Linked DNA regions of Homo sapiens: region 1 is linked to region 2. The links are chromatin contacts, found by Hi-C or POLR2A ChIA-PET in ENCODE. All regions are on one chromosome and are shown on one strand. The core of a region is the stretch at or near the end of the contact, and the rest is flanking DNA. Distances in the headings are between cores, read along the strand shown.

Evidence for each region. Hi-C counts contacts between places; a loop is a spot of excess contacts on that map. ChIA-PET counts read pairs that join two places held with the same protein, here RNA polymerase II (POLR2A). Pooled maps may share reads with other maps.
Region 1: a pooled map shows a loop between it and region 2 (2.8-fold over the local background). The contact joins two enhancer-like sites. A Hi-C loop is called at or near these places in 3 of 168 maps with a recorded cell type or tissue (endothelial cell of hepatic sinusoid, mucosa of descending colon and naive thymus-derived CD4-positive, alpha-beta T cell), 4 of 37 single-sample maps with no recorded cell type and 8 of 50 pooled maps. POLR2A ChIA-PET finds 5 or more read pairs at or near these places in 3 of 52 experiments (CD8-positive, alpha-beta T cell, T-cell and activated CD4-positive, alpha-beta T cell).

Annotation. Positions count from the first base shown.
Region 1 is chr2:233,437,405-233,444,380 of GRCh38, forward strand. DGKD (diacylglycerol kinase delta) reads left to right here. Exons shown (of 30, transcript NM_152879.3): 8 at 1-75; 9 at 813-975; 10 at 4,483-4,591. Among named protein-coding and RNA genes, the nearest start is that of DGKD, 86 kb to the left of the region's middle. RefSeq lists enhancers at 6,175-6,284, 6,305-6,354. Within about 2 kb of position 3,012, at least 3 of the 41 ENCODE cell types and tissues checked have a DNase peak (open chromatin) inside an H3K27ac peak, as active enhancers do.
Region 2 is chr2:233,327,682-233,335,059 of GRCh38, forward strand. It overlaps SAG (S-antigen visual arrestin), which reads left to right. Exons shown (of 16, transcript NM_000541.5): 8 at 797-932; 9 at 1,812-1,896; 10 at 3,959-4,031; 11 at 7,281-7,378. Among named protein-coding and RNA genes, the nearest start is that of DGKD, 23 kb to the right of the region's middle. RefSeq lists enhancers at 935-1,766, 1,797-2,578. Within about 2 kb of position 4,035, at least 19 of the 41 ENCODE cell types and tissues checked have a DNase peak (open chromatin) inside an H3K27ac peak, as active enhancers do.

The DNA.
Region 1 (6,976 bases), core at 1,762-4,261, 110 kb after region 2:
TGACCAAGTGCCCACTTGGCCTGTGCAAAGTGTCAGTCATCCCACCCACGGCTCTCAACAGCATCGACTCCGATGGTGGGTACCACACATGCTTATCCTTCTCATGCACGCCCACACGCTTCCTTCTCCACGCACTTTCTCTTCTCCAGCTCTGGAGTTGGTTATCTTGGTGAGATGTCAGCAAGAGGTCAGGCACAGCTGTTGGGGGTGCTGGAGGAGTTGCACAGAGCGGCACACGGCGCCCTGATGCTGCGGCATTGCCCTTAGATGGGCCAGAGACCCAAGCCTGGCACTTGACGTGGAGGTGATGCTGTTGAGTGGCACCCAGGCTTAGACAGGCCTGAGACCCGAGCCTGGCACTTGACGTGGAGGTGATGCTGTTGAGTGCAACCCAGGTCTGGGGCCTTCTCCGTCATGAGCCATTGAAGCTGTGCCCCATCTCTGCCTAGCACATGCTGGCACACTGGCTTGCAGCTGCTCTCATGTCTGGCTGGGACATGGTGGCACCTGTTGACAAGTACTGGTGGAAAGGGGGATGTGGGGTACATGGCTCAGAGGAGATCAAGAAGAGAAGACAGCAGAAAGGTGGCATTTGGACAGCTTGTGAATGTGGAGGTCAGATGGATGGGGCTCCCGGCCTCACACATGGAGACCGGCTGTGGGGAACTGTTCACTGACCTCCTCCTGACTTACAGGTGTGCATGTGTCAGGTGTGTGTCCTTTGGGGGGGTCTGCTGCTGCTGATTCCATCAGTGGTGCCCTCAGCGTCTTCCGTGGCCTATATATTTTCTTCTGTTCGTTCTTGCGTCCAGGGTTCTGGAAGGCCAGCTGTCCTCCTTCTTGCACAAGCCCACTGTTGGTCTTCGTCAATTCAAAAAGTGGGGACAACCAGGGTGTGAAGTTCCTCAGAAGATTCAAACAGCTACTAAACCCCGCCCAGGTCTTCGACCTCATGAACGGAGGCCCACACCTCGGGTAGGAAGCTTGTAAAATATATCTTTCTTGGAGTTTTAAAAATTGTGTAGATAGTGTGTGCTTGTTAAAAAAAAAAAGTTCAAAGACACAAAGCTTTAAATAGGAAAGAAAAGTTGAACTGCTTCCTTCCCAAATTGCACTTGCAGAGGTGCCCACTCTTAATAGAGGTGCATGGCCTTCCAACTTTGAACACAGTGCGCGTGTGCACACACGTACATACATCCATGTACACACACCCATGCACGTGCATCTTTTGAGCCAATCAGGATTCTTCTTTACCTGCCGTTGCACAAATGCCTTCTGTATGTGTCTGCATACAACGTTGTGGGTGTATTTTCTTTCATTTTATAATTTTTTATTTATCTGTCTATCTATCATCTATCTATCTATCTATCTATCTATCTATCTATCTATCTATCTATCTATCTATCTATCTGTGGGTGTATTTTCCTGGCGTGCCTCGTTCTTTGTAACAGCTGCCTAACATTGAGGAAGAAGCTGTCCTGCAGCGAGGCCAGGAGGAGTGTTTGCTGAGAGGCACAGGAGGCCGCTCGGTGTGCAGGTGCTGCAAGGCAGGAACACGTAAGGGCGGCGTTGGGCCAGAGCGATTTCCACTGTGCATCAGCAGCACAGAGATTAGACTGTTCCTCTGCTTGCTGGAGAGCCATGTGTGTTCTTTGTAGTTTTTTACTTTTCATAAGTTTGTAGAAAACATTTGCCTTTGTGAATTTTGCCATTTGAATGAATTTCTTCCTCTGGAAGCATCAGTTCCAGGTCGGAGCTCTAAGAGGACTTGCTGGCACTGCCGGAGATGTCCAGGATACCCGTAGTGGGAAGTGCCTGCAGAGCCTGTGGTCTGGCCTGTATTTCTCTGGGAGGAGTCAGTGGGGTCTGTGTATTAGGAGCCAGGGGCTACTCTGATGTGAACCTCGGCCAGCTCCCTGCGTGTCCTTGGCGTACATGCCAGGGTAAGAGGAACATGCTGCTCGTCGTTGGTCCTGTGGGTGTCTTCTGTGTTGCTCATCCCCACTCACAGCCAGGCGCAGTCGGAGAGCAGTCACAGATGGCAGCATTCCAGCCTGCTTCCGCAAAGGCAGTACTCCCACATTTTCTGTAGAAAGACTTCTTATCTGAATGGTGGAGGATTGCATTCACTAGTAGGCTGATCAAGATATTTTAATTTTAATTTTACTGTTTTTTGAGACAAGAGTCTTGCTAGGTTACCCAGGCTGAGTACACTGGTGCAATCCTGGCTCACAGCAGCCTCAACCTCCTGGGCTCAAACCACCCTCCTGCCTTAGCCTCCTGAGTAGCTGGGACTACAGGTGTGTACCACTATGCCCAGCTAATTTTTTTTTTTTATGTTTTGTTGAGCCTCACAAAACTTTTAAAATGTTTTGTAGAGTGGTCTCACTGTGTTGTCCAGGTTGGTTTCAAACTCCTGGAGCCAAATGATCCTCTTGCCTCAGCCTCTCAAGAGTGTTGGATTACACTGCCTGGCAAAGAAATAATTTTAGTTAAAAAGTGGGGAAAGTGGAGATATAATACGTCTGTTATCACAATGCACCAAGCAGGCTGAGGTTGTTATTAAACATGGTACCAGGGGTGTTGGAGGAATGCTGTGAAATGGCTGTGGGCAGGGCAGGTTACACAGCTGAACTCGAGAATAACGAAATATTCATTTTGGTGTGCAAGCAAAACCCCATGTTTCGTAGTGGGAGTTAAGTATGAGATGGGATGATTTAGGAAGCCCCCACAGCGGCGTAAGGGGAGTTGAGTCGTCATTTACCATTTCTGGAAGCAGCTCATCTCACACAGCTCACAGCAGAATCTGGAGCTACTGCTTCATGTTCCAGTTCCTGGCCTTGACCTGTCACCTCTTCTCCCGAGAGCAGGGGGCCTTACAGGTGTCAGTGTTCTGTGTGGAGCCTGGGCTTGGTGCCGCATCACCTATGCCTGTCTGTCTTCTGAGCACTCATTCTGGGTCAGACACTGAGCTCGAGGCAGGGTGCGCAGGTGAGCCAGGCGGGGAGTGCAGATGCAGGGAATGGGTAGGAGCACACGCAGGGTCCCCCGGCACTTCAGTGGGGGTGACACAGCTTCTCTGGGAACCCGGTGGGGGCAGGGTCGCAAGTCAAACTGGGCGTCCTTCCACGTCTCCCCGAGCTGGCATCCGAGGAGCTCTAGTGTTCTGAAGGCTGCAGGGAGGCGGGAGGCTTCTGGGCTGAGGGCACCGCTTGTGCAGAGGCGAGGCAAGAGGGAATGCAGTGGGGCCAGGCCAGGCAGCAGCAGAAAGGTGGCACCTGCCGTCAGGGAGGGCTGCGGGTGCTGGCCAAGAGGTTCGACTCCTTCCTGCAAATGAGGGGCAGCCTCATAAAGCAAGGCCCGTGGCCAGGCTCGTGTTTTAGAAAGGTCTTCCTGGAACTCATGGGGAGCTTTCAGGAAGGGTGTCAAGGTGACTGAGGCTCCTGTGGGACTCTGCGAGAGCACGGTGGTGACCTGAGCGGGTGGCTGGGTTGGGTGTGGAGGAGAGGCTGCCAGGAGGGGCTGGGTCGGCTGCAGGCTGAGAGGAGGTGGGTCTGGCCTCTGGACTGGGTTGGTGGTCGAGCTACCATTCTCCGAGTAGGGATGTGTCCTGTTGGATGTGCCCTGGGATACCAGAGTGGTGTGTTCTGGAGGACAGGTGCAAGTGTTGGCTTTCAGGAGTGGCCTGGGGGCTGTTGATCCAGAGTCACCTGTGTGGTCCTTGAAACTGGATGTGGTCACACAGGAAGAGGATGAGGAGTGAGCAGAAGCGGCACTGGTCTCCTGAGTGGGGACGCTGCTGGGCAGGGGCAGGGGGAGCCCAGGAAGGAAGGAAACCGAGGAGTTAGGAGGGTAGGAGGCGTGGGTCACATCACCGGAGGACTGAGTGGGCCCAGGCATATGTGCTGCAGTGGGGACACGCAGCCCGCAGCAGGTCAGGCAGCCTGGGGCTCCAGGGTGACCAGAACAAGGGCCAGGGCGGAAGCCAGACTGTGGCCCAGGGCCGGGGAGTGCCAAGACTGAGGGTGCAGGGTGATGCAGGCAGCCCAGAGGGCATGCTGGGAAGGCTGGCAGGGGCCACATGTGGATGGGGCAGGGACAGTGACGCAGGGTGGGCTCACATGGTTAGGGGCCACGGCAGGCTGTGCCCGTGAGCCTGGCAGGGGATGCAGTTTTGGCCCACCACTTTGCCTGTGATGTCTGCAGAGCGTGCAGTGGCTCACCAAGCTGAGTGGTCTTGTCGCTGGGTGGGGCGTGGCTGGTGGGAGCAGTTGGCTGGACCCCAGTGCTGCTGTCGTCCCTTTGACAAAGTGGACCCTGAGTGGAGGCGGCTGGTGTCACGTGGCAGGGCCTGTGCGTGCTCTGCCTCTGGTGCAGGTCAGCCATGAGGAGCACAGGTGGCCCCTCAGCCCCGTACTGACAAGCCTGTCATTTGTCCTGTGGAATGGATGTCATTTCACGGCCTTTCTCTTTTCTCTGCAGCTTACGGTTATTCCAGAAGTTTGACACATTCCGGATTCTGGTTTGTGGCGGGGATGGAAGTGTTGGCTGGGTCCTCTCCGAAATCGACAGCCTCAACCTTCATAAACAGGTACCAGGACAGGAGGGAGCCCAGCCAGGAGCAGAGAGGGTGCGGAGGTTAGAGGGAAATCATGCAGTCTCAGCTCCTGTTCATCTCGGAGCACCTGTTCTCAGGCCAGAAACCATTGGTGGTTTTGGGGAGTGTGCAGTTTGGTGGCCAGGGCAGAGAGGGGAGAGCCTGGGCCACCCCCTGGCATTGTGGAGGCCCGGGGGCTCTGGCCATGATGTATGAGGGGGACCTGAAGGGAGCTACGAAAAGAATTGCCCACAAAGGACCCACATGGGGAGCAGGGCTGGGTGGGGCTGTTGCTTTACTGGGTAATTTTTGTCTTGAGGCCTCTTGCTTGTGAGAAGGGGACGGCAGTATACTTGAGTTTCTCAAGTCAGAGTCATGGTTCATTGGACTTAGTTTTTTGTATTAAAATAAAAATAGATTTTCCTGATTGTGTATAAAAATGTTCATATAGTCATTTAATTTCCACACCAAGCCACGGCCTCCCCAGGTGATCAGCCAGTGCCAACATTTTGCTGTCTCTGACCTCTCTTGATCACAGTACATACAATGCACAGTGCACTTGTAATTTAAACGGGCTATTCTGTTACTGCTTTTGTTGTTGTTGTTTTTGTTTTTGTTTTTTTGAGGTGGAGTCTTGCTCTGTTGCTGGGCTGGAGTGCAGTGGTGCGATCTCGGCTCACTACAACCTCTGCCTCCCCGGTTCAAGTGATTCTCCTGCCTCAGCCTCCTAAATAGCTGGGATTACAGGCGCACGCTACCACGCCCAGCTAATTTTTGTATTTTTAGTAGAGACAGGGTTTCTCCATGTTGGCCAGGATGGTCTCGATCTCTTGACCTCATGATCCGCCCACCTTGGCCTCCCAAAGTGCTGGGATTACAGGCATGAGCCACCGCGCCCGGCCTGTTACTGCTTTTAAAAAACCACTAATTAAGATGTTGCAGACACCTTGTGCCTGTGTCTGTAAGTAGGCATCTGTGTGTCGTTTTCCACTGGACACACCCGGGAGCCCAGGGCCAGCTCACCTCCATGTGTGAGCACGGAGATCACTTCCCAGTGGTCTCCTCTCTGAGCGCACCCAAGCTTAAGTATTGAAATGTGCTGACAAACTGCCTTTCCTCAGGGCTGTGCCAGCTTCCATGCCTGATGCCTTTAAAGCTGTCTTTCCCCGTGCACCATCCAAGCTGTTCATCTCTTTAGTTTTTGTCCAGCTAAGTAGACCAAAAAATGTCTGACCTTTACTTCTTTAATTCCTGGTGAAGTTGAACGCCTCCTCAGTTGGTTATGAAGTTTTAAATAAATCACCTGTTCATATTTTTTTTTGCCTCATTTTCTCTTTGAGTATTCACCTTTTTTTCCTTTAAAAATGGGTGTGTGAGGATTATTGTTACATTAACTTCTTATCTGTCACTGCAGATATTTTTTTCCCGGTTTGTCGTTTGTCAGTTCAACATCCTTTTTGGGGGGTGGTCTTTTCTTTCATGATTTTTGTCAACGTCTGTCATATTTGCAGCTGCCTACACCCCAAGATTAAGATTTGCATCTGTATTTTCTTATGTTTATTATGGCCCCATTTTTAAAAAATTCAGTCTTCTGTGTGACGTGGATGTATTTTTCAGTGATTCTGTGGTGCCTACCCAGCTCTGCTCACTTGGTAGTATTTCCAGGTGGGTGGATTTGACAGCTCGGGCCGTGAGGCCAGTGGCTCAGGAGGAGAAGTGGTGCCGCCTGCTGGTGGATTAGCATAGACTACTCTAATTTTTGATTTTGTGTATTACTTGCAAGTTCACTGTCACTAGTTAGGAAGACAGTGGAACCTTGTGGCTGATTTTCATACGTTCAGCCAAGGTCAGCACACATTTCTCTCCCCTGCGTCTCTTTGACACCTGATGTGGTGGCCATGCCTTCGCTGGGCCCCTGCCGCCTCGGGGTTTCTTGTCTTCCTGGCTGCTACTGCTCCATGGTGGCCTCTCCCTCCTTACCCTTCCCTTAACGCTGTGTCCTCAGAGCCTTGCTGGGGCCTCTCCTCCTTCGCTTTTGAACGCTCAGCGACTTGCAGGGCTTCTGCTGTCGTCTCTCTCCTGGGGGCGCCTCAATTGATAGCTGAGCCTTGGGCCTCTCTGGATGTCTCCTAGTGCCTCGAGTTTCCAACACTACACCACGTTCAGCCCCCACCCTGCGTTCCTTTCCTTCGAGTCTGAAAACATCATCCATCTAGATGTCTGAGCCAGGAAATCGGACAGTTGTTCTTGGTTCGTCCGTCTCTTCCTCCTGCCTGTTTCTCACTAATTGTGTCCTCAGTCCTGCCACCCACAGTACCCTGGCCTCTGTCCATCTGCAGCTCACCCAGGCGACCTTTCCCGGGGCATTTCTGCCTGTGC
Region 2 (7,378 bases), core at 2,785-5,284:
ACAGGCGTGCGCCACCACGCCTGGCTAATTTTTTTTTTTTTGTATTTTTAGTAGAGATGGGTTTCACCATGTTGGCCAGGCTGGTCTTGAACTCCTGACCTCAAGTGATCCGCCCGCCTTGGCCTCCCAAAGTGCTGGGATTACAGGCGTGAGCCACTGTGCCCGGCCCATTTTAACCACTTTTAAATGTACCATTCAGTGGCTTAAGTACATTCCGAATGTTGTGTAGCCTTCACCGCTGTCTATACCCAAAACTTTCCCATTGCCTGAGCAGGAACTCTACAACCATTGAGCCTACCGCTCCATCCTTCCCATTCTCCCACCCCCTGTGCTGTTTTTTTTTTACCTAAACAAGATTTCCGCCTGGCCCTTCGCACTGTCTCCTTGTGCCCCATGTACACATCTCTGGAGGCGCAGGATAGTGAGCTGCAGTAATGGAGCTCGCATGTATATGGCAGCTATTCCATGAGGCCCTTGACGCCCTCACACCTTAGCCTTGCTGACAGGAGGCAGAGCTGGGAATCCACGGAGCCTAAGGGGCTAAGCTTGGCCCTCGGGATGTTGCCTGGCCCCACAGCTTCCCCCACAGGGAAGGGACCAGGACCCAGACCCCCAGGCTCTTCCACCGTCAGGGCTGCCTCAGGCTCTGACCAGTGTCGTTGCCCTCTTCCCGTCCACCCTGTCTCCATGGGGAGCATTCCTGGAGAATCTCCATGTGACAGTGGGGAGAGAACAGAAGCCTCCCTAAAGCGGCCTGGGTGCCAATCCCTGGCTTGTCTGTGGCTGTTTCCCACAGGAGCTCCGTGCGATTACTGATCCGCAAAGTACAGCATGCCCCACTTGAGATGGGTCCCCAGCCCCGAGCTGAGGCGGCCTGGCAGTTCTTCATGTCTGACAAGCCCCTGCACCTTGCGGTCTCTCTCAACAAAGAGGTAACCACCTACCATCGCTACTACCCGCAGGGCAGCAGGCCTAGGGGCAGGCCCCACACCCCTCTCTTCACCAGCCCCAGCCCTTAACTACATGGGTGCCTTGCAAGGAAGCTTGTTTCTAGGATAAAGCACCAACATGCGTAAGTGACTGGCCTGTTTTCACAGCCTGGAGCTGGTCAGCATGGTCCTTAGAGGAGGACGGAACTGGCTTGCGTTCCACCCACTGGCTGTCCCGAGGGACTGGGGAAGGAAGGGGCGCTGCTTTTCACATACCTGCCCCCCAGCTGTCCTTGTCCTGTCCACCTCCATGGGCCTTGTTCACTCATGGAGCATCAATAGCTGTGGTATCCCAAATTCTTCACTTCCTGGGAAATTTAAGTTTTGCAGAAACCATGTGGGATGGCAGTGTCACCTGTGATGTCATCTCTTAGGGGTGTCATGGTGGGAAAAGGTGAGAGCTGCTGGCCAAGGCTGGCTCTGGTTCCTCTGGTCAGCAGTCAGCCATTTGTGCACTGTGTGTATACACGTGTGTGGGTGTGCCAGGGGCTGTGTTACACGGGCTCTGCTGGGTGGGATGCCAGCACTTGGCTTTCCCAGTGGTTTCCTTTCACTTCACTCATCCTGCCCCCATAACCTCCTGACCCCTGGCCTCCTCCGATGTGATGATCGGAACTCTGTTCCCCTCCCCAGCTTCCCACAGATGGGTGGAATGTGTTTCAGGCCCTTCCTTAGAAGAAATGTATTGCTATCACTTCATCTTCCTTAAATTCTGCCGCTTTTATTCCAGTGAAAGGGATTGAGATGAATCTAGAAAGCAGTAAGATTAAAGACACCGCCACATCTGTTCTCTTCTTCTGACCTATCTGCTGACTTTTCTAGATCTATTTCCATGGGGAGCCCATCCCTGTGACCGTGACTGTCACCAATAACACAGAGAAGACCGTGAAGAAGATTAAAGCATTCGGTAGGACCTTCTTCTCAGAAGTAGAGGGCATAGTCTTCTAGAATTTCTGATCCTGTTTCCTGAGAGGTCACTTCTCTGGTCTGATAAGGCCCTTCTGGGTCCTTGGAACTGGCTACTTGTCTCTGCTGTCATAGGCAGCAGGACTGCGGAGGGAGAAAGGCCTTACAAGTTATCTCATTCAACTTCCTGCCCACTTACGGCTGGTTTTTGTCTTGGAACAAAATTCCTGGCAAGTGATCTCTTTCCATGGTTATGCCTTCCTGGAGGGCCCCACAGTGCTCATTGTGGTTGACAGATGCAGCACATTGTTGTGGGTGAGGCCTAATTTGTGGACTCATGCTGTGGGCTCTGTGATCCCAGCTGGCATCCACAGCAGGGGCTCCTTGTCTACCTTCCCAGGCTTTGTGTGGCTTGAAGGAGGTCCCACATGGAAGCGCTTTGTAAATGGTGAAGTGTGACTGTCTCGGCTCAAATGGCCATCATGTCATGGCTGACCTTCCCATATCCTACAGGGGAGGTGCCTTCTGCCTGTTGTTCCCACACATTAACTAAGCTCAAAAAGCATCAAAGCACAGGGGGTCTTATATAATGGTCTTATTTGGCTCTTTCATGAGGAAGACATGATGGAATGACCTGTGAGGGTAACCTCTAAGTTCACTTTTTAACTCAAACATTCAATGACCAAGACAAAGTTAGACTTATGCATCTTGGGGTGACTGTCCCAGGGCCCAGGACTGAGGATGTGGAACTTCCAGTCCTAAAATGGGCTCTCCCGGGCAAGCCAGGGTGAGCAGTGGCCCTAGGTGTCATATACCACTTTTCCCTGTGAGTCATCACAGATGAGGGTCAGAAATCCTGATGCGTGCAGACTAAGGAATTCTAGACTTTTCCCTCCCTCCCTTCCTTCCTTCCTTCCTTCCTTCCTTCCTTCCTTCCTTCCTTCCTTCCTTCCTTCCTTCCTTCCTCCCTTTCTTTCACAGTCTCCCTCTGTCACCCAGGCTGGAGTGCAGTGGTGTGATCTCGGCTCACTGCAACCTCCAGCTCCTGGGTTCAAGCCATTCTCCTGCCTCAGCCTCCCAAGTAGCTGGGATTACAGGCGTGCACCAATTTTGCCTGGCTAATTTTGTATTTTCAGTAGAGATGGGGATTTCGCCATGTTGGCCAGGCTGGTTTCAAACCCCTGACCTCAGGTGATCCATCCGCCTCAGCCTCCCAAAGTGCTGGGATTACCGGTGTGAGCCACTGCACCCGGATAGCTGTTAACTTTTTAAAAACAAAATATTAATTGCTTTCTATAGGCTGGGCACTGTACTGCATGCCTTGCACAAATTGTTTCTTTATCCTCAAACTTTGGCTGAGTGCAGTGGTTCACGCCTGTAATCCCAGTACTTTGGGAGGCCAAGGTGGGAGGATCCCTTGAGCCCAGGAGTTCAAGACCAGCCTGGGCAATATAGGGAGACCCTGCCTTTATTTTTTAAAAAAATCCTCAAGCTTAATTTTAAAGGTGATTAAAAGTCATCTTTTTAATCATCACAACGTCCCTATGAGTTAGATGCAATTATTACCCCCATTTTACTGATGGGGAAACTGAGGCTTAGAATAGATAAATAATTCACCCCACAGTTAGTGGCTAAGCCAAGATTGGCACCCAAACAGCCTGGCTCCAGGCCCACCTTCCTATCCACCACGTTCCACCCACCAACCAGTCCTGTACTGCCTCTAGCTAGTCTCTTGGAGGACAGGAAGGACAATGTTCATGAAGTAAGATGGAGGATGTTAGAAAGGGCTGAGCAGGGGAAAGGAGGGGTCTCCCAGGAGCTGCAGCCTTAGGGGACATGGGTGGGAGTTGATACAGAGCAGGTTATGGGTGACCAGAAATGGCCTGGAGACAGGACTTCAAAACCCCAGCCTTGAAGCTGAGGGCTGAGAAAGCCTAGCCTTGGAAGTGGAGGGAAACCATCATCAGAGAGGAGAGACCAGCGTGTACCCTGGGAGGCCGCAGGGAAAGTGCACGTGTTGGGGGACCAGTGCTGACCACCGGACTCCCGTCTTCCCCTTGCAGTGGAACAGGTGGCCAATGTGGTTCTCTACTCGAGTGATTATTACGTCAAGCCCGTGGCTATGGAGGAAGCGCAGTGAGTAGCTGTTGGGGTTTCCGTTTCCTGGGCGTCTCAGCCTTCTGTGTCAAGTTTCTCGCCGTTTATTGCTGAAGAAGGAACTAGAATGTTCAGCTAGCTCGCCAGCCTTCCACTTCCTTCCTCTTTCTCCCTTCGAGGGCTGCACAGAAAGTTAGCATCTTAGCTCTGCATCTACCACACCCCTCTGTGCCCATCTTACAGGAGTTCTGAGGATTAATGCAAGCCAAAGAATGACGCAGAGGAGAGAAATAAAGACAGAAATGTCACCATGGGATCAGCTGGCTTTTTCTATTTATCCTTGGAATGAATTGTTAGGAATTTGGTACTATTTCCACCTCCCAGAAGATGGTCAAATGAACTGTCAGCCCAGGCTAGGATTCCCTATCTTTTGATCTCAAATTGAAATCTTATACCAGTGACAACTGGATTAGAATATATCTGTTCTTAGCCTGTTGTTGTGAATGACTTTTCCCCTTTGTTAGAATCAAAAACAAATGAGAATCCTGCCATGGTTCCTTTATGCTGGCCTGAGAGACCTGCCCAGCTTTGCTGTGTGCCACAAAGTCAAATAGATTCATTTAATACATGGCTTGGAGTGGGGGGCGATGATCTCCCACCTCCAGCCCCCCGAGAGGATAGCTCGACCAGGTCTTAACTCTTTGCCTTGCTGGCATGTTCTAAGCACCGTTGTATGTAAAAAATATTATCAGGGTTAGAGGAAGGTTAGGGTAGGGGAATGATGAAAGACAACTGATTCCTTAAGATAATATAAGGTAATAGATAGATTTTTTTGAGATGGAGTCTCACTCTGTTGCCCAGGCTGGAGTGCAGTGGTGAGATCTCAGCTCACTGCAACCTCCACCACCCAGGTTCGAGCCATTCTCCTGACTCAGTCTCCCAAGTAGCTGGAATTACAGGAGCCCGCCACCAAGCCCAGCTAATTTTGTATTTTTTTTTTTTTTTGAGACGGAGTTTTGCTCTTGTTGCCCAAGCAGGAGTGCAATGGCGCGATCTTGACTCACTGCAACCTTTGCCTCCTGGGTTCAAGTGATTCTCCTGCCTCAGCCTCCTGAGTAGCTGGGATTACAGGCACACGCCACCACCCCTGGCTAATTTTTTGTATTTTTATTAGAAATGGGGTTTCACCATGTTAGCCAGGCTGGTCTCGAACTCCTGACCTCAGGTGATCTGCCCACCTCGGCCTCCCAAAGTGCTGGGATTACAGGAGTGAGCCACCGTGCCTGGCTGATTTTGTATTTTTAGTAGAGACAGGGTTTCACCTGTTGGCCAGGCTGGTCTCAAACTCCTGACCTCAGGTGATCTGCTTGCCTCAGCCTCCCAAAGTGCTGAAATTACAGGCGTGAGCCACCGCACCTGGCCTATATGGGAATATTTAAAAGGCAACTTTAGGAGAAACTATTACTGTTATTCAAAACAGATTCAAACTGTAGGTCTACAAGGGAGGGAGACAGGAAAGAACCACCACTCACTGCCTCCTTTCTGCCAAGATTGGGCTCTGTTCTGCCTTTAGGGGATCCTCGCACATCCCTGTGCCCTGGAGGGGTCTTGGCCCTGGTTCACCTTTCCTCATGTGCTCAGCAACATGGGAGCAAAGGATCCTGGCTGAGTTTTCCCCTAATATGTATTCCATCACCTGGTCCTCTTTCAAAGTGTTGGGTGCATTTTGGGTCAAAGATTCCCAGGAAACTGGAAAGCATTCCAAAGTCCCCCAAAGGCTGGAGGAGCCTGGGAGCTGGACTGGACCATGCTGACAAGTCTGAAGCTAGAGGCCACTCAGAAAGCTGCAGAGCAGGAGCCATCGTCCCAGAGCCCTGTGGCTTCTGGGGCTTTAGTGGGCAGGCTTCCACGGAACCAGGACAGACCTGACTCCCAAGCTGCTCCCCACCATCCAAACCCACATCCTGAAGCTCTGGGGAGTGGCCCCAGAGCCTTGGCATAGTCCTTTGGCAAGCTCTGCACAAACACAAAAAGTCCATCCTCTGAGCCCAACCCCAAGGGCCCTCTTCCTATTCCAGCCATCTTTACAATGCTGTTTCTGCTTTTTTCAATGCTCAAATTACGCTCATTAAGAGAGGTTCCACCAGGACCCAGATGGTAGGATGTGGGCCACCTTGGGCTCTGGCAGATTTCTGTAAAGAGCTTCCTGTAGACACTGGAGGCAGGATAGGGGACAGCTGCTTTTACCTATCCAGGGAAACTTGATTAGGGAAAGGAAGTCCTTTCCCAGAGAGGCAGTTCAGACTTCCAGCTGTCTCAGGACAGCCTTAGAATGGTCCTGATGCTGGCCACACCCCACCTTGTTCTGGCTAGGCACAGGATGGAGGGTGTGCTTCCGGCACGAATGGGCTCTGCTGTCAGAGAGTGTGCAGCCACGTGACTGTGGGCACACTTCCCGTCTGGAAAATGGGGATCTTGGAGCACCTGCTTGGTATGGGGTTGATGAGGGTAAGGTGAGAGTTTTGAGGACAGGCCTTAGCACTTGGCCTGGCACACAGCATGCACGTGAGTGGAGGAGCCAACTCTCCAGCCGCAGAGGCTGCTTCATGATCCTGGCCATGCTGCCGTGTGTCTGCCTGGAGAAACACACATTGCTGTGTCCCCAGCTGGATCCCAGACCCGCCTGTTGGCACAGGGTCTCCGCCATCTGTCAGATGTTGAGAAATCTATACCCCGACTGATGATGAAGAAGATCCAGTAGAGAAAGAGCATGTGCTGCTTTGGACCCAAGCTATTCGGTCTGTGTGATCCACAAATTGTGGGTCCCTGCGTTGCCCCTCTAGACAACTTACCACACAGTCACACTGTGACCCCCTTATAGTGACAGTTTTTGGTGACAAGAGGCTTTCTGGCCTGGACTCGTTGCTGACACCAACCAGAAGGTTCTGCAGGCCACCGTGTGGTTCACAAAGTCTCAGGAGGAGGCTGTGGTCTCTGACTCTTGAGCCAGTTTGTCTCATTAACTCCATAGAACATTCTAGAAATTCAGCAATTCAGAATAGGCTGAGTTGCTTGAAGAAATATCCTCCTGTTGCTGCCAGCCCACCCTGAGATTTCACAAGCACTGTTCTGCTTCTCGTAAGTCAAGTTCCCAGGCTCTTGAACCCACCTTCCCAGGAGGTCCATCAGGGGATGTGGATCCTGGAAAATGCCTAATGTCAAATAGGGGCTCATGGGGTCCATGGCAGCTTTGATGGTTATAAATCTCCTCTGTTCTTCTTCCTCTAGAGAAAAAGTGCCACCAAACAGCACTTTGACCAAGACGCTGACGCTGCTGCCCTTGCTGGCTAACAATCGAGAAAGGAGAGGCATTGCCCTGGATGGGA